Regions from separate parts of the Homo sapiens genome. Here region 2 is linked to region 1. Evidence: chromatin contacts called from ENCODE Hi-C data. All regions are on one chromosome and are shown on one strand. Each heading gives the region's core, a stretch centred on a gene start or an enhancer-like site at or near the end of the contact. The rest is flanking DNA. Distances are from core to core; before and after follow the strand shown. Region 1 overlaps GALNT16 (polypeptide N-acetylgalactosaminyltransferase 16). Region 2 overlaps SUSD6 (sushi domain containing 6).

What was found. Hi-C counts contacts between places; a loop is a spot of excess contacts on that map. Pooled maps may share reads with other maps.
Region 2: a loop to region 1 is called in a pooled map, with 4 times the contacts of the local background. The contact joins two enhancer-like sites. A Hi-C loop is called at or near these places in 2 of 37 single-sample maps with no recorded cell type and 2 of 50 pooled maps.

What each region holds. Positions count from the first base shown.
Region 1 is chr14:69,352,957-69,356,833 of GRCh38, forward strand. GALNT16 (polypeptide N-acetylgalactosaminyltransferase 16) reads left to right here. Exons shown (of 15, transcript NM_001168368.2): 15 at 1-1,510. Among named protein-coding and RNA genes, the nearest start is that of ERH, 43 kb to the right of the region's middle. RefSeq lists enhancers at 1,258-1,357, 1,388-1,887. Within about 2 kb of position 1,580, at least 8 of the 41 ENCODE cell types and tissues checked have a DNase peak (open chromatin) inside an H3K27ac peak, as active enhancers do.
Region 2 is chr14:69,691,732-69,695,837 of GRCh38, forward strand. The region is part of intron 2 of SUSD6 (sushi domain containing 6); the gene reads left to right. Among named protein-coding and RNA genes, the nearest start is that of SRSF5, 73 kb to the right of the region's middle. RefSeq lists an enhancer at 2,755-2,804. Within about 2 kb of position 2,820, at least 21 of the 41 ENCODE cell types and tissues checked have a DNase peak (open chromatin) inside an H3K27ac peak, as active enhancers do.

The DNA of each region.
Region 1 (3,877 bases), core at 330-2,829:
GGAAGATTCGGGCGTAGTTTATTAAACAGACTCCACTTCTATTTGGCCATGTGTCAGGCTGAGACCTCTCTCTCGGGCATTAATGAACAGCTAGTGCCCTGTCCCTGCCGCCAGGACCCACTGAAAGGACGGGTAGCCACACACATCCCTGAGTAGTCCCAGCCTCATTTGTCATTTTTGACTCCTGCTTTCTCAAAGGTTTTTGCCTCTGTCAATACAGCATCATGGGTGGTTGGAAAGAAGGGAACTTCCCTTCTGGACCAAGAACAGCCCCTAAGTCATTAGGGTTCAACCTCACCCTTATTCCCCTCCCCGCTACAGGAGCCCCTAAGTCATTAGGGCTCAACCTCACCCTTATTCCCCTCCCTACTACAGGAGGGATTTTCTTGAAGGGTCAGCTATTGCACTGTGCTGGGAGGCTGGCTGTGGCTCCTGTTTGTGAAGAGAACTCCCAGTTCCTTTTCACAGCCGCTGAGAACACATCCACACATCTACCCCACGGCCTTGTCTTGGAACTGCTCCTGCTATCCCCACACCCTGCTTCCTCACCCCACTGGCTCTTGGGCAAATGACTGTTGGTACCAGGACCCTGGGGGTCTCCCCTACAAAGCAGACCAGCCTGGGGCAGATATACCTACCACAGGAGCCCCCTGTCTTTCATAGGCCAAGGATCCACATACCCATAGAGTTCATGGATTCTAGAGGGTCTAGGAATCTCTTGAAATTGTCCCTAAAATACTGCATGTGTGTGCATACATGCATTTTCCTGGGGAAAAAGTCCATGGCTTCTAAAAGAGGTCCCTGATCCCCAAAGGGCCTGAACCTCTGCTCTGGATTGAAGCCACTGTCTGCCCAAGCTGCCACCCCCTAATCTTCCTCCCTGGCGTGCTCAAACTGCCATCGCCTGCTCCCTCCACACGGCCCTTGGGGTCAGCAGCCAAGTGTCTGTGGTCCGCAGCACCTGCTCTGGAGGGCTCTCCAGCAGTTTCGCCTCCTGACTCTCACCAGCGTCCTCTCGGCAGCACTCCCGTGCCCAAGTGCACCCCTCTGGACTTGCCAGCGCAGGCCCCTTCGCTCCCAGGGCCATGCTTTGCCTGTCCTCTGTCGTGATGTTTCTTCCGCAGCCAGGTGCAGCCTCAGATCCCCTGTTCATCTGGGAAGCCTCCTGCCACAGCTTAGGACAGAACTGGGCCCAGGGCAAAGGCCTCTCCCCAGAGGATGGACTAGAAGGCCTGGGCCACACTCGGGCATGGACCTTTGGGGCTGGGGAGCCGGGGCTGCGCCTGTTGAATGTAAGAGGACTGCTGACCAGAGGGCCTTCAAGAGGGTCTCTCTGTCCTTTGCTGTGGTCAGATCAGGCTCTGCACTTATCAGCCGGTCCTTTGTGGCAACGCAGCCCTGTTCTGTTTTTGCTTTTCCTCTTCTTGACCAAAGCATGTGCCACTAGCTGTCCTTGAGGACCTCGTCTTTATGAAACACACACCTGGAATAAAACCACTTCTTACATGTCCACATGCACCAGCGCCTTCCTTTCTGCCTCCAGGCCTAGCCCTTCAGCACACCCTCCCCCGCCTCGTGGGGAAAGTCCGGGCCTCCTTTCTGTAAAAGTGAAACTGAACATGCTCAAGTCTAGCCCTGTCCTGCACCTGGTAGCTTGCTCGTCGGCCTCCATGCCCTGTGGTGCCCCAGGAACTCCTGACTGCTCTGGTGGGGGCCAACAGGTGGCCCTACTGCAAGGGCAGGCCTTGGACCAAAACCAGGAATCAGCACAGGTCAGGTGGAGCCCAGGCTCCTGTGGCCTCATTATGGGATTCTACTTGGGGCTTAGAAATGGAAAGCAAATTGCTTCTCCAAATAGGTATTGCCCTGCCGCCGTGCTTGCCTTTAGCCAGCCCTCTCTCCTTCCCTGTGAGCCAGGCCTGTCCCCTCGGAGCTGCCCTCCCCTGCTCTACCACACAAGAAGGCAGTGGTACAAATTCAGGCAGGACATACTTCCTGGGTAAAAACAGCAAAATAATTCTGAAAAGAGTCTTACCAGACCAGCTTTGCTTGATTGGGTAGCAGATGCTCTGCCTAATGTTCCCATGGAAACCAATGGAAAACCCCCACCATGTCTGTGATCAGAAGCTGAACCTACCCAGGTAAAAATAAACGCTGCTTCAACATACATATGAACTGCAGCTGGCAGGCCAGCACACCACTAGCCTCTCCTGGACGCAACCATTTCTGCCCTCAGCCCCACTTTGCCGTGGGGCTGCTGATCTGGAGTTACCCAGAACTTCTGACCCCTGGGCCTGAGGAGCCTGGAGCAAAGCCCTAGCTGGCTGCAGAGAATACACCTTGGCTACAATGTCCAGCTTGGTCTGGGCTTAGGAGCAAGTCACTGTAAAAGACCTTGGCTGCAGCCTCCATTCCCCCATCCACCCCTCCGTCCTCTCAGGGAGCACAGCCCACCACCCACCGCCTACTCAGGGCTCCCTCCTGGCGCGCTGAGCCCCATTTCCACTCTCCATCTATTTTCACCCTCAGCCTTGGAGGGCTCTGGTGCTTGCTTCTCCTGAGTCAGGCTCTCTCCTCTTGCTTGCTCTCCTCCAAACCTACCTCTCCCAAAGCCCATTTTCTGTGCCACCCAGTTTTTTCCCTAGGAGATAAGGCTGTCAGCCTTTAGCCAGGCCCTGGAGGAATCAGCAAAAGCCCCAGGCTGGGTATTAACAGTTACGTCACTGGCAGGAGAGTCCCCCGAAAGCCTATGGGCAGGGCAGCAGAAGGGACTTCTGCACCAGGGCCAGACTCCCATTTGTACAGCAGGGAGCTGTTCCTGAGGATCCCTGGGCCTCTGTGACTTGGCTTCAGTTTTTACAAGGGCTGTTCCCCCTGGCCCCTCAGGAAGGCTGTCTCCATCTGCAGTTGGGAGAAATAACCTGGACAATATGACTGTCGTCCCAGGGTTCCAGCACCCCAAGGCCTGCGGGGGATGTCTCCCAGCACTGCATGGGGTGTGGTCCTTCTCCCACCAGGGAACAGGAAAGGAAACCTGGAAGGGAAAGGCTGGCATTTATAACGTCTGTAATTTCATTGCCAACAATGTTCTCAGTGTGTTTGGTATTTGTGTGTCCCTGTGATGGTCTGAGTCAGTGCTCCTCCAGAAGGAGGGGGCAACCCAGCCAGCTTCTCTAATGGGAAGAGGTCTTCACTGCCAGGCACTTAGGAAAGACCTGGAGATGGATCAGGGGAGGGCCTACTCTCCTGGGCTTGCAGCTGGGCTGTCTGAGTAGCCGACCTGGACTGAGGCTCCAGAGCCATCTGAGGACAATTTCTCCTGCTTAATTCAGCCCTGTGAAGCGTGGAGAAGAGTGTACTAGGGGTGCGGACTCTTGGGTCTTTAAGACCCATTCAAGCCAGGCGCAGTGGCTCACACCTGTAATCCCAAATATTCAGGAGGCTGAATTGGGAGGGTCCTTTGAACCCAGGGGAGTTCGAGACCAGCCTGGGCAACATAGCGAGACCCTATCTCTATAAATAAAAATTCAAATCAACTTCAAAAAATACCCATTCAGCTGGATCCCTCACTACTCTGCCATTTGCCAGCTGTGAGCTCTTTTTTTTTTTTTTTTTTTGAGACAGAGTGTTGCTCTGTCACCCAGGCTGGAGAGCAGTGGCATGATCTCCACTTACTGCAAGCTCTGCCTCCTGGGTTCACGCCATTCTCCTGCCTCAGCCTCCCGAGTAGCTGGGACTACAGGCGCCCACCACCATGCCCAGCTAATTTTTTTTGTATTTTTAGTAGAGACAGGGTTTCACCGTGTTACCCAGGATGGTCTCCATCTCCTGACCTCGTGATCCACCCGCCTCGGCCTCCCAAAGTGCTGGGATTACA
Region 2 (4,106 bases), core at 1,570-4,069, 340 kb after region 1:
ATCCGTCTTAGAAGTCTTGTGTTCTCAGCCAGGCTTGGTGGCTCACGCCTGTAATCCCAGTACTTTGGGAGGCTGAGGCGGGTGGATTACCTGAGGTCAGGTGTTCAAGACCAGCCTAGCCAACATGGTGAAACCTGTCTCTACCGAAAATACAAAAATTAGCCCGGTGTGGTGGCACACACCTGTAGTCCCAGCTACTCAGGAGGCTGAGGCAGGAGAATTGCTTGAACCCGGGAGGCGGAGGTTGCAGTGAGCTGAGATCATGCCACTGCACTCCAGCTTGGGTGACAGAGTGAGACTCCGTCTCAAAAAAAAAAAAAAAAAAGAAGTCATGTGTTCTCAGCTGAAAATGCCTACATATCTTCTCCCACTTGCAACTTTGCTGTCTGTGATCCTTAAATAGCTCCATTGTGTGTAGTACACAGAAATTAGTGAAGGAAACTGTCCTGCCTTTTCCCTCCACTTCTCTGGAAAAATGTGGCCCCACCTGAGATATGAACTGAGTCCTCTGGGCACAACTAAACTCACCAGGCCATATTCTTCTCCAAACAGGAATTATAGCAGCTTTTGTCCATATGTATCCCACCCCTATGTTATACTTTGTAGGTCTTGGGGTAAATTTTTTTCTGGTGGCATCAGAAAAAATCAAGAAGCTTCCTTGTAGAAGGGCCAGCCAGAATTTGAATGCAGACTCTAGTACTTAGAATCCAGGTGACCTCAGTCCATTACTAAATTTTTCAGAGCCTCAGTTTTTTCTGAACAAATCAAGTTTTATACCACCTTCTTCCTAGGGTGGAAGAATTTAATAGGATAACACTTTTAAAGTACCAGTGCAGTGCCTGGTGATAAATGTTAATTCTCTTCCTTACTTGTATCCTTTTGGCAACAGAGATCATTAAATTTGTTTTAAATTTGATTGTGTGTTTCTTGAGGCCCTGCTGTGTATGCCTGGGACTGTACTTGGCATTAGGAGTTACCATTAGCTGGTAGGATTGGAAATGAAACCACAATTTTGGCCTTTGTACCCAAGAGTCCAACCCTGTTTTAAACTCTAAGCCAGACTCCTAAGTCAGTTATCACCTGCTCATCAGCTTTCCTTCTGAGCTGCCGTAAACAGCCATCTGGGCCTTTCCTGAGAGGACCAGTCATCTCCTCTGGGAGATGAGGAATTCTGAGAGGGGAGAGCAAACACATATTTTAGCTCAGGTAGGTGATATGGTGAAGGAGATGAGAACAAGAAGTGACAATGGCTGATGAGGAAAAAATAAGCATTCTCTGCTTTTTCTTAAGCCTTTAACTGCCACTGTCAAGGGAAACAGTAACACTTGCTAATACACGTGGAATAGCCTGGCTCCCTACCTCCATTGTCATCCCACCATCTGGAGGTGGAGGTAGGAGACAGCTGTGGGCTCTGCTCTATAGGTCACTGTACTGACCTATAGCAGTGGTAGTGGCTTTGGGCACTGAGTGGGCTAGCCCTGTACCTGGAGCAGCAGGATAAAGGAGAATGGTCCTCTGGCCTGCCCCTCCTTGTAGCAGTGGTAACAGTGGGAGGGGGAGGGGTTCCCAGCCCCAGCTGGCAGCCTGTTTCCCTGGGTCCCTGAGCTGCAAGAACAAGAGGAGGTGAAAGGGTAACAGGCCATATGGAGTCCATTTGTCAGCCAAGAGCAGCCTGGGCTGTATTGTCGAGAACGGGAAGTGAAAAAGGAGCCGGCTTATTACTGAACTGGAACAAGGAGAGAGCAAACAACACCCCCCAAAGTGCTTATCCTGCTCTGTTTTCTGCCTGCCCCCTCTCCAAATATCCAGAAATTTCTGAAATAATCCTTTTTCTTTTTACCAAAGCCTTTGCCCATTCCAAAAATCAGAGATAAGGGTTTAGTTTGCTACATGAAAATTTATCAGTGCCTAGTAATGTGCCAGGCATGATACAAGACCCTTTCAAGTATGCAGTTTTGTTAGTCTTCTAAAAAAACCTGTGGAGCTGGATATTGGCTGCTAAGGACTAAGGCTCAGAGGAGTTATGACAGTTGACAAGGCTGCAGAGCAGGCCCCTGGGTCAAACCCAGATTCATCTGTCTGACCCCCAAGACTATGCTCTTACTCCATGTGGCTCTGGTCCTGTTAGGTAGGCAGTGTATTTTCACAGTTAGGTACCAATTTGGAGAATACAAATTGTACCCTGGAGAGGGATGCTCTTTGCCGTTGTCTGTTATTGACTCATCTCAAATCAAAAATCATTGTGGCTCATTGCAGTTGAAAACAAGACAGTGTTTTGAAATAAGGACAAAATTTTGCAAGTCACGTTGGTTTTCTACTAAGCATCTACTATCTCCTGGATTATTTGTCAGGTACTAGGGATACAAAAATGAGCAGAACAAGTCTCTGCCCTATGGCTTAGATGTGTGGGTTGGTGGTTATTGGGGAAATGGAGGAAGGACCAACCTGTGAGAAAACCTGCAGAGACTACAACATGGTGATAGGTTACAAATAGGAGTGAAGATGATGTAATGGGAACCCAGAGGAGGAATAATAAAGCTGCTGTTATTGAACACTTAGTATGTGACAGACCCATTACCAGGTACTTTACCTGCATAGTTGTGATTAACCTTTTGAATCCCCATGTTAAAAATGAGGAAACTGAGGAATAGGAAGATCTCCCCAGGACTACCCAGTGGGTAACTGTTGGAGCAGTGTGCAACCCCAGGCCGTGAAGTCTCAGCCCAAGCTGGTAAGCTCCACCCTGTGCTGCTCATTGTTTCTCTCTGGCCATGCCTGGGAAGGTGGCCTTGGAACCTTGGAGATGGGTGGGGTTCCAGCTGACTGCATGTGCTTTCAGTTCAGGGTTTCTAGGCTGGGAGAGAAACAGTACTTTTGACTGAATGACTAAGGACTTTAGAGGCTTAGGTGCCACTAAAAGCACTTTCTTTTATTGAACGCTGTGCCTCAAACATGAAAACTCCAGGTGACAGGAGTTTTTATGTTTGAGGCAGGGTGCAGTAAAAGAAAGTGCTTGTTGGCTCTGAGGCCTCTGGCTGGCATTTTCCCTCTCCTGTGAGGGGGAGGAAGTGAGGGGCCCAGGCCTAAAACAAGATGGACAGGTCCGAGGCCTGTCCCACCTGTCAGTTGCTGATCTTCCGAGGAGGGCTTAGGTTGAGCCTCTCTTAGGAAGGCAGTGGTGGGGGCCCGAGAAGAGCCACAGGAGGTATCCTGAGCCATGGGTGGTTTCTCCCTGTGTTCTCCCACCCCAGCTCTGGTGCCACACCCTGAAAAAGGCTTGAGCTACTGCAGGCTGGCTCTCCCCCAGTGAGTGGGAAGTTCTCATGAGAAAAGGGATCCTGACTGGACAATAGGCTTCCTGTCTGACTGCTAGGAAGATTTGTCTCATAGGAGAGGAAGGTTGCAAATGGCATGAGAAACCATCTCACTTCCCTCTCACTGCAGCCTGTTTTAGACTTGACTATTTGGCGGGATCGGGAAGCCAGAAGGCTGGGCAGAGCCATGGACCAGAGCAGCCCCAGGTATCTCTTAAGTAGTGGGACTCCTGCCTGTTTTCCGGCTCTCACCACAAGTCCACAGCAGGAATCTGTCCCAATGCAGGAATTTCTGCATGGACAGGATGATCTCTAGCCCCTCACACCTTGTGCTGTATCCAAAACCACAATGGTTGCAGGACTTTTGCGAAGGAACCTTGGAGAGGTAGTGAGGCCCGCCAACTTTAGACAAATTTGCAAATGTCAGAAGAGATCTCAGAGGTGATCTGGTTCATTGCCTTCATGTATTGAAACTGAGGCCCAGAGTCTACGGGCAGTACCCAGTTTGTCCTTGTCACTGGACTCTGCCATCTGTGGCTCCCTTGACAGATTATGGGTGTGAGAGAAGCCTGACTCCGAGACCCTCTGATACTGCCCAGTGCTGTGGAATGGGAATACAGCCTTCTGGGGTTCAAATCCTAACTGTGCCACCCACCTGCTGGGTGAAATTGAGCAAGTATCTCAACCCCTGGCTCATCTGTGTAATGCATTGTTATGTTTCTAGAGGGTTTTTTGTGAAACTTAAATGAGTTACATATGTAAAGTGCTCAGATAGTGCCTGGCCTGTAGTCA